Regions from separate parts of the Homo sapiens genome. Here region 2 is linked to region 1. Evidence: chromatin loops called from intact Hi-C (ENCODE). Cell type or tissue: heart left ventricle. All regions are shown on one strand. Links, peaks and the distances in the headings refer to the core of each region. The heading gives the core; the rest is flanking DNA. Region 1 overlaps ITGA1 (integrin subunit alpha 1). Region 2 overlaps ITGA1 (integrin subunit alpha 1).

Region 1 (18,204 bases), core at 8,740-11,239:
AGCCATTCTACAAATGTCAGAGTAGCTGTGGGGGAAGCAAAATCTCAAGCAAAAGTTTCTGCTAGACGCAGAAGAAAAGAGGCCTGTTAAATGAGAGAAGGGGTGTTTACAGAGAAAGGAGCACCTGGGGGAGTGTTTACAGATCTGGCCTTCTCTGACCATGATGTATGCCTCAGTCACACCCTCCCTTTGAAATTTCCAAAGAATGAAATACTGCTGCCTTTTTATATATAGGATGTGTGGTGATTAGCAAAACGGAGACCTCTCCATCATCTGAAATAAATCTAAAACTATTACAAACAAGGCTCATTATGCCTCCCAACTTGAATGATGGGCATTGATGCTAATTTTGGAGGGAAGCACCAGGCTACCTAGAGTAGTCAGTGTTTTTGTTTAGTTTTTTACTTTGTCTATTGTAAAGTGGTGTCTTATCAACCTCTCTTTTGTTTGTGATTACTTTAGAAAGGAGGCATTCACGGAAGCCCGGGGTGCCCGAAGAGGAGTTAAAAAAGTCATGGTTATTGTGACAGATGGAGAGTCTCATGACAATCATCGACTGAAGAAGGTCATCCAAGACTGTGAAGATGAAAACATTCAACGGTTTTCCATAGCTGTAAGTGTGTTGCCGGAGATATTTTCAAACTCTTAGGTGTAGAGAAGAGCTGTGTGCATATTGGGTAATTTTATGAAAGTCACACAAACCAGGTTGGAAAAGAGAAAGGTCTCCATTTGAAGGTAAGCCCTGGGAGGACAGACTTGGATCTTGCTCCCTCTGGGTCCTTAGTACCCAGCACAATGCCAGGCCAAACAGACACTCAACAAACAATCATTGAAAGGAAGGAAGGAAGGAAGAAAATAAGGAAACATGAAAAGAGGAAGAAGGAAGCAAAAACATAAGAAGGAAGGAAGGGTGAGAAAAAGAGGACTGAAAAAAAGAAGAGGAAAAGAAGAGGAGGAAAGGAAGGGAAGAGGGTGGGAAGGCGGGAAAAATGCCTTTGCCTTTAAATAAGAGAGAGGATTTGTTCAGTATAACAAGAGCAGTGGCCATTGGGCTTCCCTTCCCCGTCTGAGCAATTTTCGACTCTCTTTTTCATTAATTATCTTCCCCCATCACTTAGCTAAAGTGGGGGAAAGTGCCAGTTGTCTCTGTTTAAATATTAACAACTTCTGACGTTTGACACTTGCTTTTCAGCGAAGTAGACAGGAATTGAATTTTTGTTTTCTGATGCAATTTATAAGCTCCTGGTATAGACCTTTCGACCTAAAATGTAGACATTCTAGTGGGGAACAAGTTCTGAAATAAAAAGTTACCCAAATGGTATGCCAATTACTTCAGAGCTAGCTCTAGTTTTAACAGTGTGCTTCTTCAAAACAGCTTGCAGTTCTTCTCAGACATTAGTGCATTACTCCTGTAACCTCATTATTCCTATAGCTTCATGGAACAGCAGGTGAGGGAGCTGAGAAAGAGGCAAGGGCACCCAGTGACTTGGGTGGTCCCAGAGGACAGGGGCAAAGTGGCTTAAAGTCCTCTGATGAGACGTGTGGTATTTCCTCTGGGATGGTCACTGATACTCCCCAGGGAAAAGGATGAGGGCTTTACTGAAGCAAAAGAAAAGAATTGAGAATAAATCTGCCACTGCCTTCTCTCTAGTAAGGAACATTCAAAAGCCACTGCACTGCCTTCAAGACTCACTTTCTCACATTAACATTGAGTGTACATTATAGTATTTCAGTTGCTGCTCTAAACTACTATCCATTTTTTTTTTTAAATGGAGTCTCGCTCTGTCACCCAGGCTGGAGTGAAGTGGCACGATCTCGGCTCACTGCAACCTCCAACCTCCCAGGATCAAGCAATTCTCCTGCCTCAGCCTCCCAAGTAGCTGGGACCACAGGCGCACACCACCACACTTGGCTAATTTTTTTATTTTTAGTAGAGATGGGGTTTCACCATGTTGGTCGGGCCGGTCTTGAACTACTGACCTCAGGGGATCCACCTGCCTTGACCTCCCAAAGTGCTGGGATTACAGGCGTGAGCCACCGTGCCCAGCCCACTATGCATTTAATGATACAAATAAACAAGTCTTTCGTAGATTATAAACAGCAGCACTTTAAACAGTAATTTTAGTTCTTTTCTAACTTTCTATAAGTGAAAAATCTGTATCCTTCTTAATCAAACTATCAGTTTTTTAATCTACCATTCTAAATCTAACTTTAAAAAACTACATGTAGATGTGCAGTGGGGGTGAGCTACTCAGATGGGTAGGGGGAGCCTCAGACCTGGAGGAAAGGGGTGGGGGCAGCCCTCAAGCCCATTGCCCTTGTGCCCACTATCCTCCCAGGCCACAGTGCAGAACCATGGTCGGAAGGGTGCTTGAGGTCTGTTTTGTAACAGGACTTTGAAGGCAGCACCATGGAGCTCTTCGTTTTTAATGATGCCAGACAAGGCTATTATTGGAAAAAGAAATGTGAAGCCAAAAAATTCCTGTACCTTCATGGTCACTGGAGGCCAAGACTCTCCTTCTTCTTAGAGGATTTGGATATTCTTAAAAAAAAAAATCAAGCAATAGCAAAGGGCTCAGTGTCTTTCCTTTATTTTTTGGATTCCAGGAGCATAGCCTTGAATTAATCCGATCCTTGCTTCGTTCAGGCCAAATTGTAATCATTTGTTGAAACAAACTTTATTTGTTTCTCTGTTTAGAACTATATCTGTGTATTTATTTTAATAATATTATAAGCATCCATGGACCTACCACCCAAATTGAGAGCTAGCTCTCTTTTTTGGTAACTACATCTGAGCACATTTACCACCTGCCTTCCTCCACCTGGGTAACCATCAGTCCACTTTCTACATTCCTCAACCCTGGCTCTACTTTTCAAAATAATATTTAGGCACCCATACATATCCAAAAAAATAAATTTTAAGAATATTTCATTGTTTTTAACATTTTAAAAAGAGTGTAATGCTGTATATAATATTTTGGAACTTTTAAAACTTAATACTATATTAAGATTCATCCATAATGTTGCATATCTGTATAGTTCATTCTGTTTTTAAAAATTGAAGTGATATTTACAATACAGTGAAATGCAAGGTTTCAGTGTGAAAAGTGTGCACGAAGTGAACAATTTGGTGAGTTTTGACAATTACGTGCACCCACATAAGACTTAATCAAGATATAGAGCAATTTCATCACTCCCAGAAAGTTTCCTGTGCTTTCTTTTTTAAAATGTATCTTTAATTTTTATGGATACACGATAGCTGTACATATTTACCTGGTACATGTGATATTTTGATACAGGCATACAGTGGCTAATGATCAAATCTGGGCAATTGGAATATCCATCACCTCAGACACTTATCATTTCTTTGTGTTGGGAATATTCCAAATCTTCTCCTGTAGCTATTTTGAAATATACAATATGTTTACTGTAGTTGTCCTATAGTGCTACTGAACACTAGCTCTTATTCCTTCCATCTAATTATAGTTTTAAATCCATTAACTAACCCCTCTTCATCCCTGCTCTTCCCCACTACTCTTTCCAGCCTTTGATAACCACCATTCTATTCAGTATGTCTATGAGATCCACATTTTCAGCTCACACATTTGAGTGAGAACGTAGTGATATTTGTCCTTCAGTGCTTGGCTTATTTCATTTAATATAATGTTCTTCAGTTCCATCCATGTTGCTGGAAATGACAAAGTTTTGTTCTTTTTAATGGATAAATAATATTCTGTTGTGAAGATATACCATGTTTTTTTAAATCCATTCATCCATTGATCCATACTTAAGGTTAATTCTATATCTTGTCTATTGTAAACAGTGCTGCAATAAACAGGGGAGTGCAGATATTTCTTCAATATACTATTTCCTTTCTTTGGGATATATACCCAGCAATGTTTTTTTTTTCTTTTTTTTTTTTCATTTTAAATACACACCTCCTGTAGTAACCACTGATGTGACATACCACCATAGCTCACTTAGATTGCCAATTCTTGAATTTCAAATAAATAAAACTGTATAGTATGTACTGTGTGTTTAGCTTTTCACTCAACATAATTATTGCTTGTGATATTTTGTGTACTGGGGATTCATTTTTTGTTATTGTTATCTATTTTATAGACCACAATTTGTACTCTACTGTTTATAGACATTTTGCTTGTGTCCAGTTTGAGTTATTGTTATAAATGTATCATGAACACTAAAAAAAAAAAAAAAAAAAAACCAAAGTGATAATCTTCAGGTAACACTTGCAACTATGGTAAAAACTAATTTTTTTATTTATTACAGAAGTGATTTTTTATTATAAAGTTTTAAAAAAAATATTGAAGCAAATATAAGGAAACACCTAGTGTCCTAATATACAGAAATACAAAATAATATATTATGATACACATTTTTTCACATTTTTTATGCCCATGTACTTATGTGATTTAAAAAATAGAATTAGGTCATATCTACATATTGGGGATTTTTAAATTTTTTTGCATGTTAAATTTTACATATTGTTTTAAAAATGTTTTCATTATCTTGAACATTTTTATATTAAAAACAGTTTTAACATAAAAAATTTTTACATTAAAAACTAATTTTTTTAGGCAGAAAAAGTACAAACCTCAACAAAGCTAATTAGTTGGACTTCATCAAAATGTAAAACTTCTACTCTTCAGATGACACTGTTGAGAATATGAAAAGACAATCTACAGACGGGAAGAAAACATCTGCAAAACACATAAAGGACTTGCATCCAGACTATATACAGAACTCTTACAACACATTTAAGGGAAAATAAACATCTCGTTTTCTTTTAATGGGAAAAAGATTTGAACAGACACTAACTACACCGAGGAAGAAATACTATAGCAAATAATTGTATGAAAGAGTCTCAACATCATTAGTCATTAGAGAAATGCAAATTAAATAAGACACCACTATACGCTAACACAATTGCTAAAACTAACAAGTGAACAAAAAAAACTGACAATAACAAGTATTGACACGCATGCAAAGCAGCTGGATCTCTTAGACATTTCTGATGGGAATAGTAAAATGGCAAAATGGGACGATTACTGTGGAAAGCAGTTTGGCAGTTTCTTAAAAAGTTAATCATTCACTTATTGTATGACCCAGCACTTTCATTTCTAGTTATTTACTCAAGAGAAAAGAAAATATATGTCTATTACAGAGACCTACATGTGAATATTTACAGCAGCATTATTCATAATATGTTGAAGCTGCAAACAACTCAAATGTTCTCATTAAGTAAATTGTGGTGCATCCATACAATGGAATGCTACTCTGCAATAGAAAGGACCCAACTACTGCTACATGCAGCAACACGGATGACTCTGAAAAGCATTGTACAAAGTCACAGAAGCCAGACACAAATGGCTACATACTATATGATTCCTTAAATCTGACATTCTGGAAAAATCAAAGCTATAAGGACAGATTATTTATCGGTGGTTGCCAGGGTTGAACGAGGGGAGGAAGGGATTGACTATAGGGGCAGGAGGGAACTTTTTGGGGTGATGTAAATATTCTACACCTTGATGTGGCAGTAACACAACTATATTGGTTTGTCACACTCATAGAATTGTACATCTAAACAGGGTGAATTTTACTGTATATAATTTATTGCAATAAACCTTACCTTAAAAAAAAACTAAATGTTTGAGAAAACCTGCTTGGACATCTAAATAATTATAGTTAACAATCATATATAACTCCTGCTTCTCTCTCCTCTTCATAAAAAAGAATGCCCCTGTCTCCAGCATTTGGTTTCAAACAAGAATATCTCAATTGTTTATTTTCCAGATTGCCAATTTAGATTACCACTTAGTCCAGTATGTGTTTAAAATATATATGTGCTGGACTGTGCCTTGGTAATAGTTTCAGGAAGAATTGCTCATTCAAAAGCAGGCAACTCACTTGCTGATTGCCTTTGCCAGCAGATAATGACATCACTAGCTGGAATAATATCAAAGACATTCAGAAACTATGAATATAACATTACTTTTGAACTGTCAGATTTTAAAAATACAGCTGTTAGTAACAGGGACACAGAGTACAAGAGGAGAAATTTTCACAGACATACAAAATTGCCCTTTATATTTTTCTACACCAATTGTGGTGTTTATATAACAGTTAATATTAGGGAGTCTACAAATTTTGAAAATCACTCTTCCATAAATATGAAAGTACATAAAAATTCCATTATGCTAAGGTACTCTACACTGTTGTTTACTGACAAAATGCTTGAGATCCTTTATTTAACACATAGAATTTAAAATATATTCTTGCTGTTTCTGTTGTGTCTTAGATTCTTGGCAGCTATAACCGAGGAAATTTAAGCACTGAAAAATTTGTGGAGGAAATAAAATCAATTGCAAGTGAACCCACTGAAAAGCATTTCTTCAATGTCTCTGATGAATTGGCTCTAGTCACCATTGTTAAAACTCTGGGAGAAAGAATATTTGCCCTGGAAGGTATGTCTATTTATCTTATTGCTGCATGTTCTCTCTGCAATTCAAAATCAGTATAATGGGATTTTTGTATTTATTCCTAATACATCAGTAATACTTTTTTTTTTTTTTTACTGTGTACAATATCTAGCATGGAACAATGCTCTTTTATATAAATCTGCCATTAAGATGGCTGTTTCTCACAACACTGTGTCTGCTAGAGACTCTCTTTGTAAGGGCATGGTAGGGCAGTGCTGATGGGACAGCCGATGAAGACAATGGTCAATGTAGATGTGCCAGGACAAAAATGTTTCCATGTGCTTTGTTCCTTTTCTGTTACATAGATTTGGAAAATGAGGGTACTACCTCTGGTTTGGGTTTTTTTTGTTTGTTTGTTTCTTCATTTCATATTGAGCTACTACAAGAGTGCTCTTATGCAATAACTTCTTTGTTCACTTATTTTCTCTGTATTTTGCTCCTTGCCCATTTTAAAGGTCTTCATGGAAATTTGCCTTAAAATCCATGGCAATGAAACATTGGTTCACTGTATTTGTCTAAATCATGTTACTTCTTTGCAGATTTTTCCTTGAGTTTTCAATGGTGACTGGCTGTTGAGGATAACGAGTTATGGCATTCCCTATTCTGCCTTAGGTAGAGGATGTCAAGTAGCTAATTACTTTGGAACTCGATCTTTCCTAAAAAACAAAAAAAAAAAGTCTTCAGAATTGTTATGCCAGGCAAACTGGCAAAGCTTCTTTCTTCACATTCTTTGATGATCTCTAGTCTCAGGGAACATGCGCCTTTTCTCCAACTAGGGAGAGAAACCACCAGAGAATTCTTTTCCCCTTAGGCTACATCCAAATCCAGTTGACCCTGTCCTTGTGAGGACACACTGAAAGACTGTTGTTTCTACATCTTAACAATAGAAATTTAAAAGCACTTTCTCAGTTTCCCTGATTTGATTGATAATAGGAAACAGAAAGACAAAATGGGAATGAGACACAACTGAAAAAAAGTAGACCATTTTGATTGAGCGTCAAGGGGCTGGGAAAATGCAGAAAAATTAGAATATGAAAATGTACAGAAAGGAAAGATAATTATTTAGAGTTATGGCTTTCAAACTTTTTTTGAGTGTGACTCACGATAATAACTACATTTTGCTTTTTGACCCAGTGCACATAAATATATACATATAAAAATAAGGCAAAGTTTCACAAGATAATTCTTATTACATGTGATGCACTGTGATGGTTTCTCATCAATTCCATTCTACCCTAATCTCTTTCAATGAAAAAAAAATGCTGGCTATACTCAGTCTGTTGATTTCATGACTGGGTCACAATCCGTACTTAGAACATTTGATTTAGAGGTGATAGGAATCTACAGGCCAGCCAGACTGAATTTCTGTGCCTCCCTTTTCCCCTGGCCTCTTTCCCCTGTGCCTTTAGAAACAGAACACTCTAATTGTTTATGAGTCTGGAGTCCCAGCTGCTTCTGAAGAACTCAGCTGTCTTGTGCTCTGTGTACAAGTCATTTTTAAGTGGCTTTGGTCTCTCAACAGCTCTCCCGGTGTCATTTACCAATAAACCAGATTATGAGCTTGGCTGGCCTTAAGGAAAATACATAAGGTCTTCCAACTAATTGTGTACTTTTAATTTTTAATAACATGGGCTAAGATATGATAGAAACAATCTGTAAAAATAATTTAAAAGAAAAGTTACATAGTTACATTTGATAGTTCAACAGAATACAGTGTCATTTCTAAATCTCCTTTTAAGTAAGCAAGTAACCTAAAACTGGCAAAAATGAAGCCCACTTCAGCTAGGGGAGGGGGAGATCAATTGCCTGAAATGACATTTCAGATTATTTCTAACCTAACTACACCATGGATTAAAGGTGACAGGTTGAAGAGCCCAAACACTCCAAGAAGTCTCTATATTTAAATATGACATCATTTTATAAGGAACTTTACAGATTACAAATGTCTTCTATATCATCTTTGTTGCTACACTACACCAAAAGCAGTGTTTTGACTAGACTATTTCTTATTTTTTTCATGAGATATTTAAAAAGGCTTTATTTCTTTGTTGCTCGGGAAATCTCCATTTCCTGTCAACATGTATCTTAAGATGACAAGTAGCTGTGATTATGAAATTTCTGTTTGCCAAGGACAGTGCCATCTATTGAGGCAAGTATGCCAAGGACTTGCTTAGTACATCAGAAAATAGTCTACTGTCTCCATTTCCCGTTGAGCACTGGGAGAAAATGCCAACATTTCTAACCAGAGGCTGCACAGTGGTTAGAGTGGCTGGCCCAAACACCCATGAACAGTCCAGGGAGAAGTTTGAAGCAAGAAGCCCAGGAGAATATAGTGGTCTATTACCATGATGCCACTGCAGCAGGAAGAACATCACATAGCGTCCTTCTGTCTGTTCTCAGCTGAAGGCAGAATAGCGGCAGGGCAGGTGCTGAAAATAATGCAGGTTTCCGTTGCTGCATTCTTATTGATCTTGCAGATAAGTGAGAAAACACCTGAAAGCATTGTGGACTGAAAATACATGTTTAAATTAAAGTTAAAATGCATCTCAGTCATTTAAATTACAGGGCAATTCACACAAGAGATTAAAATGATATATTTGAATTCTTCACTGCCGCGTCTAATCTAGTCCTACAAAGGTAATTACTGATGTATTTGTTCACAATTTTATCCATGTAAATAACTAACAAATAGTTACATTCACAAATTTGATTATTCTCTTGCCTCAACGAAAGGGCAGACTGACTTTCTTAAGTGCTATTTTTAACTTATCTGCAAGGCCAAATAAATCAGTAACCCCTAGTGCAAGCAAATAAATCAACATTCCATCAATTCCCTCAGGAAATTGTGGCTTTGGGTTTGTGAATATTTTGAGAATAATTTGAGAGTAGCAGACTGCCATGGAATGCTCTGAATTATCTCTGCATTTCAGTAAAGAGCTTCAAAATGGGTACAGGATCTTTTAAAAATGTATGATTGAATGGCATGTGGGCAGCCCTATCACAAAGACCCCTCTGGATCTGTGAGTGATACTTACCACCAGTAATTAGAGCAAATAAATGCATACTAAAATACCTAAACCCTTTATCACACAATGAAATTCTGACAGAATCTATGGCCTGAATATGGGTGGGACTGATGGAGTTGAGAAACCTCTTTAAATATGTGAATGAAATTTTTTTCAGTCCCATAACATATTAAGGGAGTTTAGCCTAAGGGCTCAGCAGGGTTCCCAAGGCATGAATTTGGACAGGAATTTCCTACTGTAGTACATCCAACTTGAGCCTTGTGGACCCAAAGCACCATAGGATCCACAACATGCTACAGTATAAGAATGGAGATTTCTCAACCCCTCTGGCGAGGACAGGGCTGCTAATGAACAAGAATTTGAGACATGAGCCCTTTGACTATTTTTCTCTGTCTTCTACCCAGGCCTACCTAGAAATTTTGGGTTGAGAAATGTATGGCTGAAAATGCCCTAAGATGTTTGAAGTTCTGGTTGGTAAGACCACAAGCTCTACCAGGTATCTGTATTCTGCAAGTCAGTAGTGCATGAAAAGGCATTGTTACTTATTTACAGTGATATTTTCCTATGTTATAGCCACAGCTGACCAGTCAGCAGCTTCATTTGAAATGGAAATGTCTCAGACTGGCTTCAGTGCTCATTATTCACAGGTATGTTGACCAGTTGGTGAAAAATGAAATATATGTTTGCAAGACTTCCCTTCCCAAAACCAACATCTAGCCATCAGTATGTAAGTGCAACGTGCAGTTCATAGCTTGAACAATTATGCAGGCTATGATGATGTTTTCTAATTCAAATAGGAAAATATCATTTCACAAGCTTCTTATTAAGAAAATATGTTCTCTCACACAGTTCACTACATTGTACTAATAGTTGTGAATCAGACAGTGTGAGCTTTGCCTTGTAATTATGTATCTGTCTAAATGAAATAATTTAACATATTTGCTACAGATGTGGAATATTTTTCCACAGGTCAAGGAATTCAAGGGTCTTATTAGAATTCCATGTTCAAGACCTAGGATGCTGGGCACCCAGAATAAAGTAGAAAGACAAGATTAGAAAATATATCATTTGCAGTTAATGAAAGAAAAGGCATAATGGTCCTTGCAAAAGAATATTGACATTTCCATGTGCAATTTTACTGTATAACTTGGGTAAGTTATTTGTGCCTTGATTTCCTTTTCTGTAAAACAGGTATGGTAGCAATAGCATCTAACTCATAGAGTTATCATGAGGATTATATAAGCTAACAAATGTAAAGCACTTTGAACAGTATACCTATACACATTGTTAATGGTGTTTAAGTATTTCCCCTTATTATTTTTATTAAATATTATTATCTTATTTATTTGCATGTAAGGACTGGGTCATGCTTGGAGCAGTAGGAGCCTATGATTGGAATGGAACAGTTGTCATGCAGAAGGCTAGTCAAATCATAATCCCTCGAAACACAACCTTTAATGTTGAGTCTACCAAAAAGAATGAACCGCTTGCTTCTTATTTAGGTAAGGTTTGGATATAATTATAAAAGAGTTGTTTTACTTTTCCATTTTTTACCTTTAGCATTATTTGCTTATGTTTCTATAGGCTTGCAACCATATAGCAGGATTATTTCAACAAGTTGGGTATTTTCCAGAACCCATGCAAAGTTTTAGGCCTCTGAGCAGCTTTAGTTAGTCAAAATGACATACATGGGGGTCCTTTTTTGTTAGTAGGGCTGTCTAATGCAGGGAATGGTTTAGGTTGATATGTGCCCTTTCTGATATGTTCAGTTTCTCTGTGTCTGGTATCAACTTTAACTTCAAGGAGAACTTTGAACCTGGTGGACAAGAAATGAGAGTAGAAAAGGAAACCTCGACTTCTCCTATATCCTGAAAACCAAACTCATATTGTCTTAAATGTCTTCTATCATTAATTTCTCTCTATGGGTCCTAATTTGGGAAAAGAAAAATGTATTTTGTCATGTAACTTCTTCTTTAATAGCTCCATTCACAATCAGACAAATATTGAACTTAAACCCAGTGATATAACATGATCTTGTTTCCCAGTGTCTTGCCAGAAATGAGGAGTTGTATGTCTGGTACCACTTTATTTGGGATCTATACCAAGCTGAGCAACACCTGGGGGATGCCAGGGAACTCTCCCCTCACTGAAAAAAGATATTCACCAACAGTTGGGAGGACCTAAAATAAAAAGGACCATCAGGATATGGCTTCCCAGCTCTTACTCACTCAACAAATATTTGGGGGATCCTCTTTTGCCCCAGGCATTGATCTTAGTGCTGGGAATAAAGTGATAAAGAAAACACATACCTTGGCCTGGAAGCATTCACAGCTTCACGTGTTAGCCTTCCTCTCTGGGATCTTTCTGTCCCGGAGACAAGTCTTTTTCTCTCTGTCCCAGTTGCTTTCTATTTTATCAGGAAGGTGGCAGGTCTTTACTGCGGTGTTTATACATCTCCTTATTGAAGGACACCTATTAAAGCTGTAGGAGCAGCAGGACTTAAGAAGAATAAAAGGACTAGAGTTTTAGATGACTAAAAATGTAACAGTCAACAGCAGCTGCACTGTGACTGCTAAAATCTCTTAAGACATGTAGAACTGCATGAATGAAAGTCCAGTCTGTTTCTCATAGAAATCCTGTTACATTCCACTCTGGTCAGACAACAGCTAGAGTATCTGGTTGTTCTAAGTATCACATACTACAAGGAGAAAATGACAAACTAGGATGTGCCAGTAAAATATTACACAGAAAAGTCAGCTCCCGAAGCAATTCCCTGCTACAAGTCTCACTCTCTCGAAAACTTAAAGAAATTGAAGGTTAGAAAACAAAGTGTGCATTGCATGTATTTTAGGTATTTGGAGGATTGTGATATAAAATATAGGGGTTAGGCTTAAAATTCATTTCAAATTTTAGCATTAAAAGAGATCCTATGGAGCATGTAGTCTTAATTTCCAATCAAGAAACTGAGAGATAGAACAATTATGTCCCAGCTGCCTATGGCAGGTGTGAAACCACAATTGAGGCTTCTTGATTCTTATGTCAGTGTTTATATCACGATACCAAAATAACTGATTCTGGGTTGATTAAGAAAGCACTGCACAAATATTGAGTACCAGCAATGTGCCAAACACTGAGTTTATAGGGAATAAAAAGATAGATGGGGCAGGTCAGTTCCTACACTGATAAACCTTACTTTTTTGGGTGAGAGACAATAATGAAACAAGCAATCACTATCAGTATGATATGTGCTATGACACAGAATACCTAAAAAAGAGGGCTGGGGATTAGATTAGATATCTTCTAAAAGTTCATTACATCCTAAGGTTCTATGAGACTGTTTATGTGAAATACCTTGGAATCAAGAACCAGCTTAACCTGAGGCTTCTGTTATATGTAGAATAAATATAGAACATTTATCTTCCTATATAATGGATGACATATAAATTAGTAAAACTCCTTATGAAAGGCATTTGACAATGTGTTTACAGAGCTATAAAAAATGTTCGTACCACATTTATACAGAAATTTCACTTCTGTGGACCTAACCTAGGGAAAAAAATCCAATATTTAAGAATGCCAAGTGAACAATGATTTCCATTGTATTATTATTTATGTTATTGGGGGAAATGCCATTATCCTAAATGCCCGAAAATATGCAGGTAGTTAAGTAAATAGTAAATCCACTTAATGAATATTACACACCCATAAAAATAAAAATTATAAAGCTGCTGATTCTATGATACTAAAGACTTGAAGCAGTTATGGTACAAGGTGTACAATTAGCGATAGCGATGAGGTCATAGAGACTTGAGCTTGTTTTCTGATTCTGCCCCTGGCTATGGCTTTAGGCAAATTACTCTCCCCCTCAAAGCCTCAATTTTCCTATTTCTAAAATGGAAATAATTACACCATATATATCATTTGGGTTGTTAGATTAAGTAATGACTATATTTAGTACTGTGCCTGACACACAGTTAACACTCAATGGGTGTTGTCTATTATTTTATTATGTAAATGTTATTATGTATTTTTTTATTGTGTAATGTTATATAATAAACATTCCTCTTATTAGTATTGTGGTAGGCAGAATAATGATCCCCAAAGATGTCCATGTCCTAATCCCTGGACCCATACTTTGCATGGCAAAAGGGACTTTTCAGATATGATGAAATTAAGGATCCCGAGTTGGAAGATTATCCTCAGATATCTGGCTGGACCTGATACAATCAAGCATTCTAAAAATCAGAGAACCTCTCCTGGATGTGGCCAGAGGGAGACAGAACTATGGAAAAATGGTCAGAGAGATGCAGTGTTGTTGGCTTTAAAGATGGAGGGGGGCCACAAGCCAAAAACTGTAGATGGCTCTAGAGCTACAAAGGGCAAGAAAACCGATTCTCCTTGATAGGCTCCCGAAAGGAACACTGACCTGCCAATATCCTGATGTTTAGTCCAGGAAGCTCTATGCCAGACTTCTAATAAACAGAATGGTAAGATAAAAAGTTCATGATGCTTTAAGCCACCAACTTGTGGTAATTTGTTACAGCAGCAGTAGAAAACTCATACATAATACAAAATAATAATAGTAGCTGACATTAGTACTATTACTAATAAGTATTGAGTATTTACAAATTTAAAGACACTGTGTGAAGTCCACAAAGATGTGTATGATATTGTTGCCACTCTTAGGAAGCCCACACATTTTAATTGATAACACTGTAGTTTTTGGTATTCTTAATTATATGTGATTAAATTCCTTTAAAGTAAATAAACTCTTAAGAATCCTAAATTTGTCATTCCCAAAAACCTTTGGTTAAACGTTGCTTAAAGCAGATGTGGAGAATTCAACTTAAAGATGCCACTGCAAGTAAGAAAATATTAAGAATCTTATTTCTGAGCACAGTATTTATAATATATGACTTCTCTCTGTCCAAAAAGGAAATTTTTGGGTATGTTTTCTACAGTGTGCTGAGATTTTCTTTTCTGTTTCAGAAATTATTTCATTAGCTTACTCACAAGTGAGGGTATATGACATTTTGCCAACATAAAGTCTAATACATGTAAGATTTCTTTCAAAATAGAAAAGCATTCAGAAAAGGCAGGACAAATACCTTGTGTTTTTTTTCACCCAAAATAATATTCTAAATCTGAAATGAAGTTTTCAAAATGTTTCTTTGTGGGGGTCACAAATTGAGAAGAGACTGAGTGTATTTTTTCATAAACTGTGTGGATTGCAAGTTGTAAGGCTATGAAAAATCTTATGAAGGAAGCAGAGGCAGAGGCTCTGTTAGAAAAATCCCATGCTTATCAATAAGGATCAGGAAACTGTAAGAACTCAAGCTGTCAAACATCTGTCTCAGGACATAGTCCTACCCCATCTTTCTATTACCCAAACTGCCTTATGCCAATACAGGCATTGCAAGTGAATTTGGTGGTGAAAATACAGCTGGGATTATGTTCCCCTGCCTCCTCCACCCACAGTTTGCTGAATTCTATTCCTGCCATACAGCTTCCAAAGGAGAAGGAAAGATGTGAGGCAATGTCATGGCATCAAGACAGATCATACCTGTTTCCCATTACCTCACTAGATCCTGGCCCTTTTCCCAAGAAGTGAATTATGAGAGCTGACAGAATTCATTCTTCATAAATCCATGCAAAGGGCTATGCCATCCATTTTAGCCTTTTTTTCCTCTTTTTTTTTTCTCTTTATTTGAGACAGAGTTTCTCTCTTATTGCCCAGGCTGGAGTGCAGTGGCATGATCTCTGCTCACTGCAACCTCCACCTCCTGGGTTCAAGTGATTCTCCTGCCTCAGCCTCCTGAGTAACTGGGATTACAGGCGCCTGCTACCATCCCCGGCTAATTTTTTATATTTTTGGTAGAGACCGGGTTTCATCATGTTGGCCAGACTGGTCTCGAACTCCTGACCTCAGGTGATCCACCTGCCTCGGATTCCCAAAGTGCTGGGATTACAGGCATGCACCACCGCGCCCAGCCCTTTTCTTCCATCTTATTCTTTTCTTTTTCAGGAAACACTATTAAGCTTAAATATTTATAATTATTTTCCTTCTTTTAAAATTAGGCTTTACTTGGCTCTGGCTCTCTTTTTCTTTTCTTCTTTCTTGTCTTTAGACACCCAAGCCTCAATTAGTAACTACGCTAACTGGTAGTTACTGTCCCTGAGATTATTTCAGCTAATATTTTTAGTTATCAAGTATAAGTCATCAAAGAGAGTTAACTAAATAATCTCACAACTCCTAGCCTCAAACATAATTTTTAACTCATTTTTAAAGGAGGCCTTTTATCAAGTTACATTCACAGCTCTGCAAATTACACACACACACACACACACACAAACACACACGTACTAACACTCTCATTCTACTCCCTTCTTTATATTTCTTAGCAGAGTGGCATGAAATAAAACAGCCTTCATTTTGCACATTCTTCTTTTCCATTTTATGTATGTATAAACATGGCCTGAAAGATTCATTTTAAAACAATATTGTGGTTAGTAATACAAACATGTAACACATTACATGTTCGAAAAAATATTTTAGATTCTATTATGTATAATAATAAAAAACCCTCAAAGAAAGATGAAGGAATGAGAATGTGAGGAATATTCATAAAGGATAATATGCCTGAGGAATAGTGTTCCTTTAGCACTTGTAAGAATAAACATACTGTATAAAAACTTTTGTTCCTTTTTAACATTTTTGAAAGAAAGTCAAACCTACTTTACAGTAAAATACTTGGTAAGTGAGTTAGAAAAATGATCTTTTTCTCAGTGAGAAGTGCTATTCTGTGGCATTTTGAAAAATAATCTTACTTCTGCTCCACTGAAGAAATCTGGTTATTAAAAGAGTTATTCCTTTTATAAAATCAAAATCTGCATGTGGCAATTTTTATTCATTGATATGGCTCTCTTCTCAAAACACAAAGAACAAATCTAACTTTTCACTCAAAAATTAATCTTAAAGACACAATTTATGCTCTTCCTGTAAGCAGCCTGAGATGATCTCTTAAAATGGTTTACTATTCACTTGACCCAGAACAACCCAAAAAATCATTCAAATCAAGAGATTGAAATCTTCGTGTTCACTTTAAGAACATCCATGAAGCTACCCAGGCAATCAAGGGTTATGTATATCTGAAAAGCCACCAAGTATCTGAAAGATGTGACTTTACAGAAGCAGTGTGTGCCGTTCCATCATTGCAATGGTGGAGCTGGTAGATGTGTCCAAAGCCAAACCGTGGAGCTGGACAGAGGGTTTATGGCCCCAAAAGAGTGCTGAAAGTTTGTTGCACATGCATACAAATGTAAAAAGCAGTGCTGATCTTAAAGGTTTGTATGTAGAGTCTCTTGATCATTGTGTACATCTAGGTGGGCGAAGCACCCAAGATACACTGGCTCTGTTTACAGGGCTCATGGTCAGATTAACCCATACGTGACCTCCACCCCCACTATCGCACCCACCGCACTGAAATGATGCTTACTGAAATAGAACAAATTTTTCTAAGCCAGAGGAGGAGGTTGCATAGAAGAAAAAGGTATTCCAGAAGAAACCGAAGAAACAAAAATAATGACCCAGGAATAATTTCAATATAAAATATATGCAAATAAAATCAAAAGTAGAAAAAAGACAATCAAAATTTTAAAGAGCATGGAAGCTCAATTAAAATAGAGGAGAGAACCGGGCACAATGGCTCACGCCTGTAATCCCAGCACTTCGGGAGGCTGAGGCGAGTGCATCAGGAGGTCAGGAGATTGAGACCATCCTGGCTAACACGGTGAAACCCCGTCTTACTAAAAATACAAAAAATTAGCCAGGCGTGGTGGCGGGCGCCTGTAGTCCCAGCTACTCGGGAGGCTGAGGCAGGAGAATGGCGTGAACCCGGGAGGCGGAGCTTGCAGTGAGCCGAGATCGCGCCACTGCACTCCAACCTGGACAACAGAGCAAGACTCCATCTCAAAAAAAAAAAAAAAAGGAGGAAAGATCAGATACGTGAAAAATGATTCAAGCTCTGTGTTGAATAAAGTCACATTAAAATCACAGAAAGGTACTGTTGTTAGACAATGTTTAACACCTATTAAAACATACACAAATTTAAATAATAGTGATGATACACAAAGCCTGGGACAGTTTCATGAAATTGTCTTTCATATGGCGGTTCATAGAACAAAGTAGTACAAATTTTCTGGAAACAATTTTCTAGACACTATAAGAACCATTAAAAACGTGATCCAGTGATCTATTCCTTGAAATGTACTGTCAAAAAATCCAGAAGAGGGACAAATTTAAATGCTCCAAGGTGTCTTTGAAATCTGAAGCATAATACCAAAAATATTAAAACCACCTGAATTCTAGTGTTTTATCGGGAAATGGCCATGTAATATAAATGCAATGTCTTTATGCTTTAACCAAGAGAAATCATCTTCAATTATTTAAAATTACAATTTTAAAAGCTAGTAGCAGCACAGAAAAGGTTTACATTTTCTATGATTCCAATTATATGAAAAGTGTTAATTTCTGTAGTGCAGACACATATATCCAAATGAAATACAATTGATTTATTACAAATTGGGGTGGGGATGTGCAATTTTTTATGTGTGTCATCATTGTTATATCATTTGTGATTTTAAATAATGAAAAACTCAGATTGGGGGAAAATAAC
Region 2 (11,040 bases), core at 73-2,572, 90 kb before region 1:
TTTGTGGTGTGATTCAGTTTATATACTCTAAGAGATTCAGTATTTTAGAAAAGTGCTCTTCAAGATTTTCCTAATGTATTATATGTATCTCTCATGAATTGAATTGATTTAGAAATTTAGTGTAAAAGTGTTACACACAGCCAACATGATTTATAAAGGATCTAGGATGCAATTATAATATTTTTGTGAATCAATTATGCCTTTTTAGGAAAAGATTTAGAAGTTAAAAATGCAGCTAATGAAGCTGTTAGAAAATAAAACCTGTATTAGTAGTCTTGGATTTAACAAGGAGAACAATCAGGAGTTGCTAAATATGGTCATCAAGTAGTAAACTTCACGTAGAAATAAAAAAATTGACCAAGTTCAGTAAAGAGATATTTATTTAGGTTAAAAATACCATTCAAAAACATTGGGAGAAGGTATTTATTAATGGAGATACCTTCTTCAGTGGCGATGATAAAGTCTCATTCATTGTTTTTCTTTATATAGTAAGAATTAGTCCTTTTTAGGAAGTGTGTGATATATATCACCATCTGTATTCTCATCCACATGTTACACTATTATTTCTAAATTTCCAAGAATAATCTGTAAAATAACTATTTTGCAGTATTTAATATCTCTATTTTCAGTAACATGTTATTATATTGTGTTGAGATAAATAACACTGATTAATAAATTGGAATATTATGAATGTTTTAATTTAAATTGAGAAATGAATGAGTTTCTGTAAGGACAAACACCTTTGTGTGTAGTATTATAGTTGCATACAAATTTGAGGCTACAGTGTTTGCTTTTTACAATGAATATTTTAACTCTATAATAATTGACATTGATATGGGAAGGTCTTAAATTTTCAGATTTCAGTGCTAAGGATGATAACATTTATGATAAATTGTGGAGACTTGGATATCAGTCTTCTTTTAAATTTCCTTTCTTTATTTCCTAAAATTGCCTACATTAAAACCCCATTCTTTAGAATGTTAGTTCAATGGAAGTGCCTGTTTTCTATAATGTCAGAGATTTAAGGAATTTAAAGCTTATTTCTATTTGGGTGCCACATTTGTTTTCAAAACACCCAATACTGAGGCAAGAGCAGTATTTGCCAAGTAGCAAATTCAAGAGCAAAATGTTTTGGCAGTCATATTGCCTGGCTTTGCCCAGGGTTGGTACCACTGTCCCCACTCCAGGAATGGACAACCTGTTATAACAAAAGTAACTGTGTGCTTATTAAGTGTCAGGTCTTATGGTAAGTGCTTTAAAATGCATTAGTCTTTCAAGAACCCAGTCAGAAGGGTTTTGTCATTACTATTTTCTGATGCAAAAAAAATGAAATTAAAGAAGATTAAATAATTTATCCAAAATAACAGTTAGTGGGTGTGATGAGGTGCTCCCTCAGCTATCACCCTAAAAAATCTAAGAATGCCAGTTCTTCTCAGCTTTCAGTTTGGAGTAGGCAAACATGTATCTAAAAATAAAAATAAATTATTTGATGACACTAAATTTTATATAATCAGCCAAAGTTTATGCAATCATTTTTAATGTTTTTATTCTATTATTTTGTCATCTTATGAAAAATCAGGAACTCAATTCTGTGGTCCTCTAATCTACCTGGATCATAGTGGAGAATTAGAAAGCAGAGAAAATGTGGCAAATCTATGTATTAAAGCAATCCCCTCAAGCACTATCCAGCATTCATTTATTGTTATTTCACACCTAGTTTCAGCAAGCTTTTTTTGTTGCTTAATTTTAAACCTACAATTAAGTCATGCACTATTACAATAAACTTTTTTTTAATGACTCACCTTAAGTAGCTAGAACTATGCTACCCCTGGGTATGCAAGGATGAATTAAGACAGTTTTCCCTGCCTTTAATCTAGAAATTAGATATCAGCAGGAGATGACCACAAGTGGCCAAGTTGACAGAATTGACAGCAGTTAAAAGTGACAGCTGATAGTGGGAGTGGATTCTGAAACACTGTCAAAAGAAAAAAAGCCTAGAGTATTATAGAGTATTTCACTGGGACTTGAGGATGTTACTGAGGACAATACCAGTACCTGGTATTCACACTGAGGAAAAGATTAAATTACATTCAGTGTATTCTGTTAAAGAAGTCAAATAAATGTAATGTCTTTCAATGATTTTCATCCAAAAATAGTGGTACTTTAAAAAATCTTTAGCTGTCATACCTAGAATGACTGTTCCAGATAACCAGAGTTTTACTATGCCTTAATAGTCTCAGTAATAAAACTCAAATAATTGTTGAAGGATGAATTTTTGTTAAGGAAAAAAATCCCAATAGATTTTAGTTGTACAATTTATTCAGAGATAGGAGGTCCTTCTGAGTTCAAGTCTACGTTCCAGAAGTTTTATGTCTGGAATTTTTCATCAAGTCCTAGTGTAAACATTGACTAGAACTTTTTGTTTGACACCATTGTGAAAAATTGCTCTGTGGATAGAAAACATTTTAATCTTGTGTTTCAGCTCATTTGATCTGATGACCATAATTTATAGTTTATTTTTCCTCCCCAAGTGTGTTGTTGACTATGGTATAATTCTTTTTTTCTTTTTCTTTCTTTCTTTCTTTTTTTTTTTTTTTTTTTTTGTTTGATGAGTTTGAAGAGGAAGCTTAAAATACATTTCAGTACATGGCTCTGAATCACTTAAAATCATAAGAGGTTAAAGCTGTAAGGAACTTTATATATCATCGGACCTAGTTCCTTCATGTTACAGATTTAAGCCAGCCCAGAGAGGGTTGGTAACTTGCTCAAACACAATAGGAGTTTTTCACAGGGTCCACATTCCTGTTTGATATATCTGATTCCAATGTCACCTACTTTTTGTCACCTATTCATATTGAGTCATTTGGGGTAGAGGAACAAGGAACAATGCAGGATTCAAAAATGCCTTAAACCCTCCTTATTTATCAAATTATCATCTTGTGGCAAGGCAGTTTTTCTCTGAGCAGCATTGCTGAGACTCAAACTCAGTTTTGAAGTCTTGTTCATTCCTTGGAGGAGTATTTATATTTCCCTATAGGGAACTCTTCCTGCCTTTCTTCTTCTGAGAACCATTTCATTTTTCTGAAAATCATGTACTAAGTACCTACTATGTGACAGGGACTCTAATAGCCCCCAGTGATCAGAAGTAAAGAAAGATCACAGTCTCTTCCTTGCAAAAAAACACAGTCTACAATGGGGAACGAATGGTAAAGCAGTAGTAATAGCAGTGCAATCTGGCACAGGAACATGGGAGCTCAGAGGGCTAACTCAGCCTGGCTTTAGTGAGGAGGTATTCCCAGAGTTTAAACTGGCAAGTTCCAGAAGCCCACACTGATCTTCCATTAGTTTCTAGAGAGATCAGGTGAAGGGACCTGAGATTATTCCTCTTTTAAGGCCTCTCAACTTTACTTTTTTTTTTTTTTTTTTTGGAGACAAGAGTCTTGCTCTATACCCCAGGCTGGAGTGCAGTGGCCTGATCTTGGCTCACTGCCCCTCTGCCTCCTGGGTTCAAGCAATTCTCGTGCCTCACCCTCCCCAGTAGCTGGGGATTACAGGTGCGTGCCACCACACCCAGCTAATTGTCATATTTTTAGTAGAGACGGGGTTTCACCATGTTGGCCAGGTTGGTCTCAAACTCCTGACCTCAAGTGATCTGCCCATCTTGTCCTCCCCAAGTGGGATTACAGGCGTGAGTCACTGCACCTGGCCTCAACTTCACTTTGGTAATATTTTTCTTCTACAGAGTGGTCTCTGTAATCCCTGATCTCTCTAAATGTTAAATATTTACTGTGGAGTCAACAAACCTGAGAGGAGACATCATGGAGAAGGAGATTCCATTACCTCCTACCCTCATAAGAAAATGAAAATCAAATACAGACCAGGGACCATGACTGAAAGGACTCTGAAAGATTGTGGAACCTTTGTATAATAGTATCCATGTTTTTGTTGTCTCCTCTGCATTTCTTACATGACTAAGCACTGACTGGTTAAACCAGAAAAGGAAGCTTAGCTTCTTTCGTTTTTAGGACAGCAAAGATGGGGATGGTGACAGGGGAGTTTGAGACATTCTGTCCCTTTCCATAGCCATTCCTGGAAGAAAGAATGTCCAGGATTAACTGGTTGGTGGCACAGCCACCTCAGGGAAAGGGAAACTGACCCCTGGGGACTGAAGTCAGGAATAAAGAAGTGACAAGGAGCTAGCTGGGGCCTGGGGAAGGCCCTGGGGCTGGACACTAGAAAGACCCACCGGGGTCTTTTCTATTTTTATATTCAACATTTTATCTTTCGTTGTAAAACTCAGGAAAACACCTTTAACAAACAAAAATAACTTCTCTCTTAAGTTGTTCATTTTACTAAATGGCCAACATGGATTGGATATGGTAGAAGGAAAGAACATTTTCTGCAGAAGGGAGAAAAAAACCACAATCTATTTTATGAGGAGGAATGAACTCTGGGAATAGTTCTCTGACCCTTTGTGTGTCAGTGTGTTCTCAGCCTGAACTGGAAGAAAATGGGATAGCATGTGGAATGTGGGAAAGTGCGAAGACTGATGCAAAATTCACTATCTGCCTCATTAAATACACTAGTAGGTTTTCAAGAGAATGAGTCTGTTATCACCACAGTAAATTTCTCACTCTGGGCCTAACTCCTTATCTAAAACTTAATAGAGCTTAATAAGTTCAAATTTTTCCTGTCTTTCTGGGAATCATTTTCACCTTTATCTCTGATCCTGTACTTTCCCTAGGTCAGAGTAAAATATAATGGGAAACGGGCAAGTAGGTAGGAAATGTGGAGAAGGTCAAGGCCTTTTTATAATGGTTCATTGTAAATTTAAAATTCTTAGATATGTATTTCATACAGATTCACATATGTTCTTCTGGATGAATTAGAAATTTTAATTGTGAGGATCAATAAAGTAGCGCAACCAGCTTTCACATCTGTATGAAATTTAGGACTTTGCAAAGGATGTTGCACACCAAAAATTACAAAATAATTCAACGATTATTTGCTACAGTTACCAAAGATTATAATATTAACATTTGCAAGAACATTGCATTTGTGAATAACCAAGTATGATACAAGGAAGAAATCATCCATGTCATTCTCAGAGGATATGGTGTAAGAACTGGCCCATGACTCATGACACCAGGCCCTGCCACTAGGTTGTGTGACTTGAGGAAATAATTTCATCTTTTTGAGAGTTGGTTTCTTCATCTGCAGAATGAGCAAAGAAGGGTGGCTCTTGACTTCATAATCTCTCTTGCAGATATCTGATTCTACTTGGTGCAGTAACAATAATTGCTTGTTATTTTTGCGATCATGTCTTTCCAGTAAAATAAATCTTTAGTGACTCTCAGGTTTAAAAAGAATCTTTTTTGCACCCTATTTTAAAAGCTGCCAGATTTGGGGTTTGGCTGACTACTAAGGAGAGCAGCCTGCTAGAAGGAGCAAATTCCAGAGCTGAGGGTCATTTATTTGGAATGCTTTGCCAAACACTCCCCTATTTTTAAAGTTGTTGGGGGACTTTAAACTTGAATATAGGGTGGTAGGACAATTGTTTGAACCACTCTGTAAATACGTGCATGAAAATCTTGAGGTTTACAAATATTTTTTAATAGTTTGCCACATTTCAATGGCATGTCAAGTTGCAGGGTCCTGCCACTTTTCTTCTTGTTATTTTCCTCTTCTATCAACTTTGCTCACTCTCCCAAAGAAATAGGCAATGAGAAAAAACAGGTCTTAATTTTTACTGGAATGCTCTTTCCATTTGGCTAGAGGTTTCTCAAACCAGGCGGCACCAATCACCTAGGGAGTTTTAAAATCATGGTGATGCCTGAGCCCTACCTCAACTAAGTCAGAATATTTGGGAAAGGAGCCCAGGCATCTGTACATTTTAAAAGCTCCTCAGGTGCTTCTTATCTGCAGCCAGGTTAAACCAGGAGTGTCATCACTGAGTAGGACTATTAGCTTTAATGTGTCCTGTGACCACAATACCAATCAGCTCTCTGGTTAAGAAAAGAGATGAACATAGACATTCTGAAAAGGCAACTTTATAAAGTTGAGGGGAATGTATTTCTTTAGCTTTAATGCCTCACTGTGGGATTTGTCTATACATTTATGTATTTTTAAATTACTATCATAAATTCACAATTAGTACCAAAACCGATCAATTTGTGAATATTTATTGATGCCATTTACATGCATATGTGTTGCTAAATACAATGGGAGGGGGCCTACAGAAAGGTAGAGAACCCAGATCCCACCCACTTCTTGAAGCTTATAATCATTTTGGGGTGCAAGGATTGTGTAAAACAAGACACAAAAATCACACATGTTACAGAAATTAAAAGCTAATATCACTGAGAACAGGAAGACATTACAATTGGCTAGAATCACCTCAGGAGATGGTACTTGGATCTGGGCACCCTTTGAATGTTTTTCACTTATCCGGTAGGTAAGGACATTAGCTCTGGACTAGAAAATCTTGGATCTCCCACAGGTGAGCTCTGTGACCTTGAGCAAGTAATGTTACCTTTATGATTCTCAAACTTAGCTTTGTGAGCTTCAATTTGTAAAATGGAAAAAATGATAAAACTGCTCTCATAGAGTTGCAAGGAATAAATGATATGATGTAAGCAAAATATCTGAAAATTCCTAAGAGCGCAATTTAAGTTCATTTTGTTCCTTCTTATCGCTTTTTTTTTTTTTTTTTTTTTTTTTTTTGCCAAATACACCACTTGGGCAACAGATCAGCCATGGAAATATGATGCAGAAGATCTGCCTCATGCCTGTTCCTAACATAAATCTCTCTCTACCAAAGCTGTCTGTCAGAGATTGTGTTCAAACCAGAACAAGTGGACCCACTCAGTCCAGAGTTACCCTCAACATGAGACAGGCTACCCAGCTGGTTCTCTGTCTTTATAATATTTTTATTTCTTTAAATTTGATGAAAGACCCACTTTTGTGAGTTTTACACACAAATGAAGAGGAGTACAGAAGAGCACATTTCAATTGTAATGTTCATGCCAGGAATAGTAACCTCTTCAAGGATACCACTGAGTGCACACAGAATGCTGGGAGGTCCTGACTCTGCTTATGGAAACCACAGAAACTCATCCCTGAAACTGGTTCTATAGCAGCCATGACCCTCATTAAACTTCCAATCAAGTAAAATTAATATTAGCTATTAGGTTAGATGTTAGGTATTGTCTTTGCCTCCATTTAATCATCTTACTTCCTATGGTACCTGTTAATTATGATTTGAATCTCCTTAACTGCTCAGCCTGGGTGTTTCAGCCATATATAAGTCATAAACAGACTACAATTATCTTACTATTTCTCAGTTACTTGCAAACAACAGGAACCAAGTCTGATAATACAAGAAATGAAGAAATTTTCTGGAAGAAGGCAAAGAGGCTCAGATAGGAACAAAGAGGGGAGGCACAGTCAGAACCCTGCTATAGAAATCACCTGTGTAAGGCAATGCAGCTGATGGAATAGCCACCCCCAGACAACCATCACCAATACACTGGGGCTTCTGAGAGACTCAACCAGAGCTTCTGAGAATAATCTCTGAGTGTGAAAATCAGATTGGCTATTGAAAGGTCACATGCCCACATTCTATGAACCAGGAGCAGGATAACGGACTATTCTATATGCCTACATCTCCTCCTCTCATTCACATCTCCTATGTACCTTCCCCAACCAGGAGGAATTTGTGGATTCTAGGTAGCCAAAACAAAAGAAAATATTCACTAACCATTTTAAAGAAGTTGAAGTAAGAGAACTAACATTTACCAAATACCTTGCAAAGCCAGCCATTGCATTGGTATTAGGGGAACTGGTAGACTGTGCTGTTATTAGTACCTTGCAGTCAGACTGGCATTGTTCAAATCCCAGCTCAGCCACTTGCTGGAAGAAACAATGGTCATGCTGAGCCTGGACTGGCAGGACTCCAGATCCTGATGACATATCACTGTTTTATGTAGCCCTGTTGGACTGATTTCACTTCTTTTTAGTCTCAGGATTTAATTCACAATGAGTTGTTTTTTGGTTTGTTTGTTTGATTTTGAGACAGAGTCTCGCTCTGTCACCCAGGCTGGAGTGCAGTGGCGCGATCTCAGCTCACTGCAACCTCAGCATCCTGGGTTCAAGCGATTCTTGTTCCTTAGCCTCCCAAGTGGCTGGGACCACAGGCATGCAACCCCTCACCCAGCTAATTTTTGTATAGGCGGGTTTTCGCCATGTTGACCAGGCTGGTCTCAAACTTCTAACCTCAGGTGATCTGCCTACCCCAGGCTCCCAAAGTGCTGGGATTACAGGTGTGAGCACTGTGCGAGCCCACAATGAGTTTTTAACACTTACTGTTCCTCATCAGAGATGCCAATTTGTTAGGAAAACAAAGTGCATCCCTTTCAGGCTTCATATCTGCTTAGAAAAAAGCACAATCCTATAAATTACGTAATCATATAAATTAGTTGAGTAATACAAAATTATTTTTCCTTTTATCTGACTTTTTTTTCTGAATAAATTACCTTAAACCTGGCTTCAGTTTGCTCATAAGCTCCTGATATTTGAACAGGTATCTGCCCAACAATCAGAGAGAATTAGTCCTCTGCACCTTCTGAGAGGTATTAAAAAAAAAGGGGGGGAAAGAAAAAGAATCAGTCCAATTGGTAGATTTTAAATGGCTCATTTAAATACTACAAGTTTATCAGTCTCTAAATTTTCAGCCTAGGAAAATTTCAGCCAGGAATTTGATATTAGTCCTGATGCATCACGAAAGTACGGAAACTCAGTTTCTACAGACCCAGGGCTTCCTGGGGTTACCTCAGGCCACTTATATCTCTTATCTGTGCTTTTCCTTAGCTGACATTTGGTTCTAGAATGAAATGGAAGTCAGGAAAGAGGAAAATGATGATGTACTTCCCCACTCCCAACACACACTTGTCTTTAGCCTAAACATTGTTTTCCAATCCAGCTGTCAAACTTCAAGTATGGAAGAGGAGGAGAAAAATCAGCTAGCAAATATATCCAGATTTCCTGCTGGGCACCAAATGCTAAGCAGGGTAGGCCAAAAACATTTAATCAAAAAAACAAGATCCACCACGGTTTTTACTCTCCTAAAGTAAAATATAAATTTGGAGGTGAGCCAAAGTTAAAAATATAAAAATATAGCCAGTGTTTCTCTCCTACTTTCCTAGGGTTGCTAGGTTTTGGGAGCCTGGGATGGGGGAAAACAGTAGAGGAGACATACTTATTATAAAACATTCAAAATAGTGAATGGGACATACTTATTCTAAAAATTTACTTGCTGTTTATCTGAAATTCAAATGTAACTGAGTATCTAGCAACCCTACATCCTGATATTCAACTTTCCTACTCCCCTGGTCATGACTGGCTTGGGCAGGAGAGATCTTTGCCTGGGTAGATGTTGGGAGGAGCCTGGTGAATGTATTCCTTCCCAGGATTGGTCTTGGCTCTAGTTCTGGAGCCTCTGTTGGAAGAATGGAGAAGGGCTCCATTCCAAAAAATGGAATAGGGATCTCCTTCCCTATGTTTGGAAAACACTGGTCTAAGGCTTTCAACAATAGCCTTGAATATCAATGAATGTCTACTTAGCAATCATCTTTTCCAGATGATTCTTATGTCTTAAAATAATGTTACTTCAAGAAGGTGCCTAATTGTAAGACATACTTACAGTAATAGTAGTTGGGTTGTGATGCAATTTGATAATGTGAGATTCTCTTAGAAAATAAAATTAGTAATAAATAACTACAGCTGAGTTTATAATCTTAATAAATTAAGGTAGCTTAATTTAAAATGTATAACTAAACAAAAACTAAGTCACAAAAACTCCTTGATGACATGAATAACATACAGCAGGGAGACAGTAGTAAGTAGTGGCTAAGGGGAAAGGCTGTGGAATTACACCACCTGAGTCTAATATCTAACACTGATTATTGAGGTGACTTACTGAAGTTTCCTCACCTGCAAACTAAGTTACAACCTATTGTGTTTTTTTAATTGATTGAGATTATTAACACTTTTTATAATGCCTGGTCCAGAGTAATGCTCCAAACATTTTACCTATTTTATATGCTAAATTTAAACTTAATCTTTTTGGGACTTAATATATATCCATGCACATCGAGCATATTTTAAATTCAGAAAGGAAACCAATATGCCAGCAGAAATAAAACAAATATTCTTGTTTTCAAATAAAGATCATTTCTTTATGAGAAAGATGAAAATTAACGATCTTTTAGAGATAGTTCAATGTTAGCCACTCACAGTCACAGGTTTAAACCGTGAAGTTAGTGTTTATTTTTATGAATCTAAAAACAATTGTTCCCAGCCATGGCATGAAGTCTTCCTATTGCCCCAACCCACATAAACACACTAGAAATTTTCATTCTTAGGGAGGGATAGGGAGGCTGGGGGCTACTGAATGGACATTTTGTTAGTTAAGAGCTCACTCACAGGCTGAAGGAGTGTGGAATAGGTCCACCATTAGCTATTCTGGCCATACCTCTCTTAGAGATTGGGGTCCTGGTTACCAACGAAGGACCATGTGGCCATATCCAGAGGGTTGGAGCAGGTCTCAGGGCCCATTGCCTGGCACACCTCCTCCCAGAATTCCTGAGGTATAACCTTCTCAGGAAGATAGCAGAGCTCTTTTCTAACACTCCGCTATTTCTGGAGAGTAGTGAGTATATTCCCCTCCAGGCCTTTTCACTTTTATTCAGAAACACAGGGAAAATAATAAAAGTCTGTCTGTATTATGACTAGCTACAACAGGTGGGGGTTTTCTTTGCAGTAATATTTTCAAGTGGTATCACCTAGCAGCTGGATTCCTTTGCCTTAACAGAATTGGCACCCTAAAAGCAAAAGAGATGGAAGCACTGGGAGTGATAAACTTTGTCAGTTTAGAATCAATTTAGATCAGTTTAAAACCATTCAAACTTGACACATTCAAAAGCTTTCAATGCTATCCACTAAGAAATCATATTTGAGGAATTTTTTTCCATTAAACATTTA

Evidence for each region. Peaks named below come from ENCODE experiments on the same cell type or tissue, not always from the same donor. Only the 100,000 strongest peaks of a DNase experiment are listed, where the experiment ranks them.
Region 2: it touches region 1 in a loop (2.3-fold over the local background); 21 of 110 quality-filtered maps call a loop at or near these places.

The regions. Positions count from the first base shown.
Region 1 is chr5:52,887,353-52,905,556 of GRCh38, forward strand. It overlaps ITGA1 (integrin subunit alpha 1), which reads left to right. Exons shown (of 29, transcript NM_181501.2): 8 at 463-613; 9 at 6,323-6,488; 10 at 10,103-10,176; 11 at 10,887-11,031. It also overlaps the pseudogene B3GNTL1P1 and the pseudogene RPL17P21. Among named protein-coding and RNA genes, the nearest start is that of ITGA2, 93 kb to the right of the region's middle. In heart left ventricle, for the core only: no CTCF peak of the experiment used is centred there; no DNase peak of the experiment used is centred there; H3K27ac peaks cover 1,323 bases.
Region 2 is chr5:52,806,095-52,817,134 of GRCh38, forward strand. All of the region lies in intron 1 of ITGA1 (integrin subunit alpha 1), which reads left to right. Among named protein-coding and RNA genes, the nearest start is that of PELO-AS1, 11 kb to the left of the region's middle. In heart left ventricle, for the core only: no CTCF peak of the experiment used is centred there; no DNase peak of the experiment used is centred there.